Regions from separate parts of the Homo sapiens genome. Here region 2 is linked to region 1. The links are chromatin loops, found by intact Hi-C in ENCODE. Cell type or tissue: B cell. All regions are shown on one strand. Links, peaks and the distances in the headings refer to the core of each region. The heading gives the core; the rest is flanking DNA. Region 1 has its middle 41 kb from the start of FIGNL1. Region 2 overlaps SPMIP7 (sperm microtubule inner protein 7).

Region 1 (5,378 bases), core at 103-5,102:
CTAGGCTGGAGTGCAGTGGCGCGATCTCAGCTCACTGCAACCTCCACCTCCCGGGTTCAAGCGATTCTCCTGCCTCAGCCTCCTGAGTAGCTGGGATTACAGGCGTGTGCCACCATGTCTGGCTAAGTTTTGTATTTTTAGTAGAGACGGGGTTTCACCATGTTGGTCAGGCTGGTCTTGAACTCCTGACCTCGTGATCCACCCGCCTCAGCCTCCCAAAGTGCTGGGATTACAGGCATGAAAAATGGATTTCTTATAGACAACATCTAGTTGGGTCACATCTTTGGATCCACTGAAACTCTATCTTTCAACTGCTGTCCTTAGACTATTGATGTTTAAAGAGATTATGGGTACATTTGGATTCATGTTGATTACATTTGTAACTGTTCTCTATTCTATGTGTGGGCCTTTTTGTTTTGTTTTGTGTTTGTCTTCCACTCTTCTTGCCTTCTTTGCTTTGAGTATTTTGTATAATTCAATTTGTCCCCTCTCTGCCTTCTCTTTTTCAAGATTCAGCTGAGGTGCACTTGGTCCCATGGGTCCTGTGTACCTTTGGGTCCTGGGTGTCTGTGTCGGCAGCACAGAGCTTGTCTGTGGACAGTCTTGCCTGACGGTTGCCCATTTCACCCGCAGCTCCTCCAGGGTGGTGGCCTTACATTCTCAAGTCTCTGACCCTGGCTCCTGGTCCTGGGATGACAAGGTCAGGCCTAGTCAATGCTGGTGGGACAGGACAGAACTATGTATATAGGGCGGCACTTGAATGAGCATTAACACAAACACACATTCATAGTACTAAAAGCATGTTTACATTGGAAAATAAAAAGCCCCAGAAGCTTTCTTGAGGGAAATCCCCTCTCCCCCACGCCGACTGCTGCACAGCTGAACTCCTCCATGACCAAAGGGGGCTCTTCCGGCCTTCCCTGCCCCACAGCCCTTCTCTAGATTCAGCCAATTCACCTCAGGGCCAGAGGCTCTGCCTGTCCCCTGGAGGAGTTCTTTGTCCAAAAGAAGGGCCTGAATGCTAAGATGAGGAGAGTACCCTCCTGGAGCACCCAGGAAGCCCAGGGGTCAGCACGCTATTGCGTCTGGCCCTTTCTCTGGGAGTAGGGGAGGAGGGCAGTTGATGTTGGCTGTGGAGCAAGTAGAAAGATGGCCAGAGCTTCAAAGGGAAAGCCATGGGCCTCAGGCCCACGTCATTGACTGGGGCAAGATAAGACCTCAGGGAGTCCAGGGCTCTGGGAAGGAATCTCCAGCAGAAGCTTCTTTCTGTTGTTATTGGAGGCTCAGGATGTGTGAGACCAGCCTCTGCCCTCCACAGGCTCACAGTCCAATGGAGGAGGTGGACATCCCATACACTGCGGGGTGAGAGCCCTAAGACGGCTGACATGAGGGCTTGAGGAATTCAGAGACCAGATCTTGAGAAAGCTCCAAAAATTAGGTGCAATAAGTTCTGCCTTGTCCCAGAAGAACTCAGCAGGCAGCCAAGCATGGGAAGACTTCCCAGGACCAGCAGGGCCCTGTGATGCGAGGAAACCTGGGAATCGGGTGTGATTTGGAGGTTGGGAGGAGGCTGGGGGATCATCTGGGGTCACATCTCACTGAGGATGGATGCCTTCCTGAAGATGAGATCTGACCTGGGAGACCAGCTGACCAGCTTCCCTCAGCTCTTGGGGTCCCTGCCTCCATGCTTGTCAGCTTTAATTTCCCATCAGTGCACGAAAACACACAACCATTCTCCCATGGGGTGGTATGAGAGACCAACTTAAAAAAGGAATCGTGGTGCTCACAGAGGTGGGAAGTGGGTGTGGGCAGAGGGGATTTACAGAGGATTTTGCAAGGGGCAGTGCCCACTGAGGGTGGGGATCAGGGCAGTGCCCAGAGGGAGGAGGTCCCTGAAAGGGGAATCAAATTGAGGGACCCTGAAACTGCACACCCTCCTTACTGTGGGGCCCAGCCCACCCTCTACCCACAGGAAGCTGGAGGGAGAATGACAATGAGGAAGCTCGCGCAGGTGCCTGGGGAGGAACAGCACCGTGAGACGGTGGCGGAGAGGAGGCCGCAGCCACTGAGGCCTTCTGGGAACCTGGGATCACATGTGGTCGCAACCACAGAGAGAGGTCTTAGGGTGGCCTTGTTCAGGAGAGGCCCATATGCATGTGCATGGTACCTCCTCAGGCCCAGGGGGGTAGCAAAGCAGAGAGAGAAGCCAGGGCTGACTCATGGGCAGAGAAACAGAAACATTGGGACAATTCACACACTCAACGTCACAACTAGTTGGTTTGACAAAACATGGGAAAGAAGAAGTGAAATTTGTTAACTGTATCGAGATCCATGCAGTTCACTTCAGGGGACAGTTTTGGTACCAAATTATCCTTATTATGCAAATTCCCTCCCCCAGCAGGTTCCAGTTGTGCCCGGGGACCCATGGCGGGTGCATCTGCTTCCCATAGTTCCGATTCACCGAGTTGCCAGGGCCCATCTGCTCAGCCCAGGCCCAGGGCCTGCGGCCAGGGAGGAGGGGGCGTGGGCAGGGGCCAGGCTGTTGCTCCAGGACCTGCAGGGCCACTCCTGGAGCTGGAAGGTGATGCAGCCTGCCTTGAGAAGCCCAGATCCCAGACGTGGACAGGAGACAGAGTTCTAGGGATGTCTGCCTTGTTCCTGTCTTGGCCATGTCAAAAAGCAGAAAAAGCAAGGGAGTATCCCCATGAGGCTCTTACCTTTCTCCTTAGAAAAGTGCAGCCAAGAACTTGGCCTTTCCAAAGCATCGGCCTCCATGAGGCCTGGGCTGCATTGCAGGGTCCTGTCTTCTTTGCCGGCTGCTCTCCAGAGCCCATCTCTGCCCACCCTTGCAGTCCACTGTCACCCACCACTTGAAGGTCATTGCCAGCATCCTAAACACTTGACTCAGTGGTCTCATCTCTGCCCCCTTCCTTATTGCATTGGCTTTGTTGAACCTATTTGTGGGCCTCTTCTTTTGAATTAAAAAAACAATTCTGAGATGCTGTCCCCAATGAGTTTTCCTATCTGGAAAAGCCCCTCTTATTTCCTTTGCCTAATTCCTCCTGCTTCTCCTCTCCCCACGCTCCCCAGAACCATCCCCTACCCTCCACCTCTTTCCTGAGGCGACATGTACCTGTCACAGCTCCCATTATAGTAGCCTATGCCTCATGACTCCCAAATGCATTGGCCATCCATGGGGACCCGGCTGTCCCACCCATGCTTACACAAAGCCAAGTTCCCCTCCTCCAATCCTCTGCCCATTTTCCCTTTTCTCAGTAATGGCTCATATAGGCTCTGAGACTGGGTTTCACCTCCTTACCTCTCGTCAAAGCACAATAGATTTAATTATCTTAAAAAGATGTTATGCAACAAATATTTATTGAGCATCTAATATGTTCCAGGTACTCTTTTTGACACTGAGGATATGGCATTAAATAAATACAAAAAATCCCTGCTCTTGGAGCCTGCGTTCTAGTGGCAGAGTCCAGTCCTCTCTTCTCTGCTTCTCTCCTCTCCTGACTTCTGCTGGTTAGTGTCAGCATCCTTGCTGTGGGTAAAGCCTCTCTTCTGCCTGGATGGCATGGCCCCCTTCACTGTCTCCAGAGTTCTCATTGCATCACCCCCTCCCCCTCACCTCCTAAGACTCCTGGATGCCTCCCTATCCACCTGTTCAAACTCCTCCTATCCTCAGTCTACATTTCTGAATTTATCTCCTATTTTTTTCCCCTTGAGTACTCTTTCCCAGACAAACAGGGCTATTGCTGTTGGACTTCTGGTTCTGACATACAACAGATTTCATTCACATTTGTTCTGTCTTGAATGCCCTTCTTACACCCCCAATCCTCTGCTTCCAACATCAAAATCCCAATCATTCCGAAAAGCTGGGATCAGACAAGATCTCTTCCAGGAAGCCTTCTGTAATCCTCAAGTGAGAAGTGATGTTTCCTTCCACTGGGCTTTTACAGCACTTTAGAGCGCTTTTCATTGCACCTTGTTTTGTAATCACCTTTGTGCTGGGTCATTTCTCCCTGTGCTTTCTAGAGTGCAGGCACAGGAGTCAGGTGCTCAGGGACAAGTGCTGGTCCTAGTATTTCCAGCTGTGTGACCCCAGGCAGGTTACTCAGCTTTTCCAAGCTTCGAAGTCCTCATCTGCAGAACTGGAGGTGACAATGGTACTTGTAGAGACAGACAGGGAGTACACATGGCACAAGCAGGTGGTTACAGCGCCCAACCCCTGTGATGCTGTGAGCCTTGATCCCAGCACATAGCCAGGCACTGAAGGCTGAGGAGCGATGTGATGTGAGTGGGTCAAGTCATTATGTGATGTCAGGAGTGTCTCTTTTATCAAGAAGATATTGATTTACTTTATTTCCAACTTCCCAGTCTCTGCTTTGCAGCTCAAGTTATTCAACAAACCAATGAAGGATCTTAAGATTAAGAAGAGCCAGAGACAAGATGCAGTGCAGAGAGAACAGAATGGAGTCAAAAGTCAAATGTGTCAATGTGTGTTGGGGGCAGGGACACAGAGGGGGCACTGTCTAATTGGGGGAAATGTCCCTGCTCTTGTCCTTGGTCTTGAGTTTATTGGTTGTAATTGTACTCATCTTTGACTAGATACCTCTAGGCTCCCTGATATTTTTCAGAGCTCTCCCAGTCCACTGATGCTTAGCTTAGCTTGTGTTTTCAGCTCTCTGAAACATCCTTTCATTGCTCAGACTCTGTTTGGCTCTCATTTCTTTTCCTGGTCCTTCTGCCCTTCTGTTTCTAGTTCAGATTCATGCATTCTCCTTTCAGAGACCAGCTCTCCAGCAGCATCAGCCACATTGCATGCTCTGTGGGGCTGGAGGGGACCAGAGCTGTCCAAAAACCCCCAACCCCACCTCCTCACTCTGTGCCTGCCCTGGCATATGCCCTCGAGATGCCTCTGAATTCTCTGAAGTGAAAGAGCCTGCTCCCCTAGGTGGAGGTTGGGAAACTTGACATGCAATTTGTGGGTGAGTTTGGTTGAGGAGGCAGCCAAGGGAAAACCCTCTGAAAGCAGGTTTTCACCCGCATCTTTCTCCTCCCCTCCCTGGAATTCAGAAGCTATGGGATTGCCAAACCCTGTCATTCCCACGTATCAAATCCCACATCCTCCCTGGAGGAAGCACTGCCGAGATGGAACAGGAGCCAAGAGAAGAATGGGCTTGAGGGGCCTGGGCCCATCCTGCCTCTGCAGCACTGGACTCTGGGTGCTCTGTGGAGCCCTGAGATGCAGTTCTTTCACTTTACGATGGGGCACATATCATCTTCCCCAGGCTCACCCAGAACATGCCCAGCATGGTGATGGCTGAGAAGGAGGTTTGCTGCTTCGCAGACACAATTGTTTGATCTCTAAG
Region 2 (5,378 bases), core at 134-5,133, 260 kb after region 1:
GTTTTTCTGCTATTTTAAATTTCCATGTCTTTTACAAACATGACTCACTGCTGAGCTCTGTTTCATAATGAAGGAAGATACCAGGTCTTGACAGAGTGGCAGACCTGTATCCCACACATATTTCTGTAATGCAGACTCTAATATTAATGAATATACACTCTTACATTTATAGCATTGTTACTTTTATCAGATATCTTTCTTATCACCATTAATGTACTGCATTGTAAATTTCAGATGATTTCCTAAAATTGCCCATTGGAAACAAACGTACACCAGCATTAATTCTACAACAGTCTGTTTAGAATTTGAATTTAAACAGTTTAGTTTGAATTCCACTGACTCTTCTGCTTCCCTGTTCTTTTCTCCACCAGGGACAGTGGGAGATAAAAGGAAAACACAAGAGTGAAGAAGCCGTTCTTCAGTGTGTATAAAAGCTCTCTCTCTCCAGAAAAGGCAAACGAGCATTCAAGAGAAAGGCTTAAGTAGGTAGTTCAGAGGAAGGAATGTGAAGAATAATGAATATTCTTGCCATGATAGCACACAAGTTGGTTTACACAGATTATTTCCTAGGAGGTGGGTAAGGCTTATGGGACAGGCCCAGCATGAAGCTCCATCCTGTGTGCTGCAAGGAGTTGAGGAAAATAAGATTTAAATTGTATTTCAAAGTCCAAGAACACAACATTTACAGATCATGAGGCTCTGTGTAATAGCCTACCATCTTTGCAGAGTCGTATCAACGCCATGGCCTCAGCTTACTGTGCTGGCCTCAGGGAGGAATAAGAAAGGCCACCATCATGAACTTGCCCCCAGGGAGGAAAGGGCCAGTGGGCAGATTGCAAATTTCATTCATCTCAGTGGCTTTCACTTGCCATCCTTGGACCTTTCTCTGAGAGCAGGACATCCTTGTGGCATGGTTCCCTATTCAAAATTGGTGCCCAGACAAAATGCAACACAGTAGCAACAAGCAAACCTCTGTGGGTGGTGGAGGAATGGTTCTTCAATGGCTGCCTTGGTTATATCCATGACCTTCCCACACGACCAGTAAGCCACACAAAGCCTTCTCCAGGAACCACTTATCTTAGGAGTAATTTTCAAAATTTGGAGCTTATAGGAGTTGCTCCTGAAAGTATCAGGTGACAAGGCAGGCAGAAGAGAGGTTAGTGAAAGGGGTGTGTGCTTAAGGGTTGGGAGGAAGATTCAGTCCCCGGTTCCCCATGTCATCTCTGGGATCTGGACTGGACATAGTCTTTTGGAGCCTTCTAGCCTCAGCCTGACCCCGGGTAGTGATACCAACCGGAAGGACTTGGGTGAGGGAGAAGTGGAAACGAGAAGGATTCACACTGCAATTTCTTGGTGTCCTTCCCACATTGATTATGTGCAAGTATCAGAATGTTAGGGGGAAAATACATATCAGGCAGGGAATTGCACTAATAAATCTCCTAATTCTCTTCCAGCTGTGTAATTTATGACTCTGTTGGTGATGACTTATTGGCTTGCAGGTGATATAATCAAGGACACCCAGAGACTAACAAAGTGAAGGGAAATTACATCTATGGCAACAGCAGAATAAACAGTACAAAATAACAGATTTTGTGAGACTAGGAAAATAAGGCAGCTAAAGAGTGGGGGCAGCCCACTGCATCGAGAAGCAGGCTTCTGTGGCAAGCCTGACTCTGCCCCTTAACCAACTGTGAGGTTTTACTCCAGTGAAGAAAGCTCTCTGGGCTTCAGCTCGGTCAACTGCAGCATGAAGAGGACAACACTAACCTCTTAGGGGCACTCTGGGGATTAGAGGAGACTTCAATGAATATGAAAACAGCTAGCAAATTGTTAGCACTTAATAGATGCTAAACTAATTTCAGTTGAAATACAGTAATTTAAAGAAATAAAACATTTACAAAATAAGGGCCATGCACATGGGGATTGCAAAGTTTATCCAGTACAGACAGCTGAAAAGATGCTAAGACAGAGGTTCCCAATGGTGCTGCACACTGACATCTCAGAGGCATCTTGAAAGGTACCAATGCCTGGCTCCCACTCCCACATTTTTTTTTTTTTTAGATGGAATCTCGCTGTATTGCCCAGGCTGGAGTACAGTGGCACAATCTCGGCTCACTGCAACTTCCACCTCCTGGGTTCAAGTGGTTCTCCTGCCTCAGCCTCCTGAGTAGCTGCTATTACAGGTGTGCACCACCATGCCCAGCTAACTTTTGTATTTTTAGTAGAGTCGGGGTTTCACCCTGTTGGTCAGGCTGGTCTTGAACTCCTGACCTTGTGATCCACCCGCCTCGGCCTCCCAAAGTGCTGGGATTACAGACGTGAGCCACCGTGCCCGGCCCAGCCCCATATTTTAATGTAACTAGTAAGTGGTGTAGCCTGAGCACTGGGACTTTTGACAGCTCTCCAGATGATTCTCCTGTGCTGCTAAGTTCAGGAGCCTCTGTTTTACAGCCACATTGTCAAGCTTGCTGGAGGGACCTAGGTGAGTGAACTGAAGCTGCTGAATTCTAGGCAGTGCCCTGCAGGATTTTTTGGAATTTTGTTGGAAAAGTGCAGCTGTAAGTTAGAGAGGTAACCCAGAATGAGGCAAAGTTATTCATGCGTGTGTCTCTCCCCCAACCATTCATTAAAGCTTCCATGCATGTTACAAAGGAAATCCCCTCCATCTGTGTGAAAGGTTTTTTCCACTGCCTTTGAAAACACCTGCAGAATTAAAATGCCTCTAAAGTCATATCCTGCCATCAGAGCAGTTAAGAAGTCAGAGGGATGGACGCAGGCCATCTGTCAATCACATGAAAGGCTTGATAAAAAACATTGCACAGCCTCTGTGCCTCTGTGGCATGCATGTTATTGATGCTAAATGGTATCATATGTTACATTGTCTTAATGCTATTAGATTACATCATATTTAATAATAACATTTCATGGAAGATTAGACTGATTAGCTGCTCAGTCTTGGGAATGAATTCAGTTGCATAATAAATTGCCAAATATTTGAAAACGAAAGTCCTCACCCACACTGCTTCTAAATCTACTCCATTTAACCCTGGCACATATGGCCATAACAAGGGGAATTTTGCCATCTTAAGTGCAACACAGCGACCTTATATTAAGAGGAGAATACTCTCTGGGGAACACTTTAGACTGCTGCTGATAGGAGATATTATTTTTCAGCTGGAGGGAACAAAGCTATTAAAGATACTGAAACATACAAGCCGGGAAATGGATTTCCAGGTTAGTCGCATGTTCAAAGAATTCCACTCCCCATTTGAGGAAAGTAGAGAGACGCAGAGACCCACTTAAAAATAAGAAGTCTTCATTTTTGCCTTTGCTCCACAGCTTCTAGTCCTTTAAATACCTTATTTTGTACTCCCTAGTTCCAAATAAGCCAGGATTTTGTTCACTAATTGATAAATTTGAATATATTATTGCCCAAGTCTACAATGAATTGGTTCTCAACCAAACATGATAAAATAGAAATTAAGTAATTTAAGAAAATCAAGAAGTTTAGTAACTCAGAAGAAGGGAGCACAGATGGTATATAAGTTAAATATGAGAGGAAAAATGTGGAGAAAACCATGTTATACGTAGAATATATGTATTGTATATGTGCATAAAATTTAGGCATGCATAGAAATTCTCACTCTACACTGTAAACATGACTAATAGTCATTGAGTATGTTCTATATTCCAGGCACCCTTTTAAATGCTTGATGTAAATTGACTGTTTAATTCTCACAACAATCTTGTGTCATAGGTCCTATGATCATGTCCATTTTATAGATGGAGAAACTGACACAGAGAAAGTCTAAGTATCATGGCCAGCACCAACCAAGCTGGCAAGTGGTAGAACTGGACCTCAGTGCAACTGAACTGAATAGGAAGGACCATTGGCATTACTCCCAGCCCAGCCAGGAGAGCCTCATTAGCTCACAGTGGGCTGCAATTATACAGGGTGGGGTGTAAGTGCAGGTTCAAATCAATGTGATAGTCTTTTATTTAGAGCCATTCTATATCAGCTACAGTTCTAGGCAGACATCAAGCTGACTTAGCTCCCAACAGCTTTCACACTAATACTTTTAATTTAAAAAATGCACATTTAAATGTTTAAAGATCCCAAGTGAACAAAGACCATGGATGCGACATAAGGGAGGGGGGTGTGAGACAGACACATTTAATTCCAGGGCTGCCCTGACCAGCTGTGTGAACTTAGACCTCAACTGAAGTTTTCTCAGGCATCCTCACCTATAATTGGCCATCAGTCAGGGTAGCTGCACTCCCTTGGAGGGTGCTGGGGGCGATGTGATGCAAGTAAAGGCCTGGCACAGTGCCCAGCATGCAGCAGGTGCAGACCCATGTGAGAGGAGCAGCAGGTCATGGATGGAAGTTAGGGTGGGCAAGGGGAGCAGAAAGTGGGAGACGGAGGAAGAGTAGTAAATTCCAGGCTTGGACTTTAAGGAGGGTCAGCCCAGAGGGCTGAGAGAAGGGAAGGACTGCAGAGAACTGTGAGGCAGATGTGGCTGGAGGGGAAAAGACAGGAGTCCATTGTGAGTTGGGGTTTGTCTGATTTTATTGTTCAATGACAAATGCAAATAAAACTGGAATCATTTTGCAATGACTTTGATCACTGGATTGCATTTTTCTGAATATCATAAGATGTCGTGGCCACAAGATATTTTTTAGGAATTGCAGGTTTATTGATTATTCTCTTCATCTGGTGGGTATATTCTTTCCTCCTGTGTTCTTGGGATCTTCAATTCTTCCATTTAGGAGGGAATGTAGAAACAGTATAACTCAAAGCTCCAAGAACCCATTATTTGCCAAAGGCAGAAGCCACGTTTAATGTGAGTTAAGGCAAGAGCTTGCCCTGGGGATTAAGAGGCCAGTTCTCTGGACTTTTTACCACTCATGAAATGAGTGATCTTGGCTCTTTATGCCATTTCCTCTGGCCTCAGCCTCCTCATCTGCAAAATGGGGATAGAACTTGCACCTTCATTTCTGGCCTCATCACACTATTTGAAAAACAAATGAGGGAGTGTGTGAAAGTAGTCTGAAAAGGCAGAAGTATTGGGCTGATCTAAGGAACTACTATTCATAGAGTTATTCTTTAACCTGGGTTGTGGTAAAATTTTGTTAAGCTGCAACACAGTCCAGCGACTGACAGGGAAGCCCCCTTTTCCATGGGAGACATGTGCCAGGGGCTGCCTGGGGGTCCATGTTGGACAATTCCTCTTTATTTGCAAATGCTTCCTCAGAGCAATCATTGAGGTCAAAAAGCACAGTAAATATGAAACCTTGTAACGTCCTTAGATAAAAGATTATAACTTAGTGGAGGATGGTACCTCATAGGCAGCTGCCTAGTTTGGAAAAACAAGCAA

What was found. Peaks named below come from ENCODE experiments on the same cell type or tissue, not always from the same donor. Only the 100,000 strongest peaks of a DNase experiment are listed, where the experiment ranks them.
Region 2: it touches region 1 in a loop (8-fold over the local background); 57 of 110 quality-filtered maps call a loop at or near these places.

The regions. Positions count from the first base shown.
Region 1 is chr7:50,407,040-50,412,417 of GRCh38, reverse strand. No RefSeq gene overlaps it. Among named protein-coding and RNA genes, the nearest start is that of FIGNL1, 41 kb to the left of the region's middle. RefSeq lists enhancers at 767-846, 1,347-1,406, 2,082-2,582. In B cell, for the core only: no CTCF peak of the experiment used is centred there; DNase peaks (open chromatin) are centred at 747 and 2,137; H3K4me3 peaks cover 1,043 bases; H3K27ac peaks cover 5,000 bases.
Region 2 is chr7:50,145,825-50,151,202 of GRCh38, reverse strand. All of the region lies in intron 7 of SPMIP7 (sperm microtubule inner protein 7), which reads right to left. Among named protein-coding and RNA genes, the nearest start is that of SPMIP7, 53 kb to the right of the region's middle. RefSeq lists a silencer at 5,367-5,378. In B cell, for the core only: no CTCF peak of the experiment used is centred there; DNase peaks (open chromatin) are centred at 1,632, 2,702, 4,322 and 5,058; H3K4me3 peaks cover 297 bases; H3K27ac peaks cover 5,000 bases.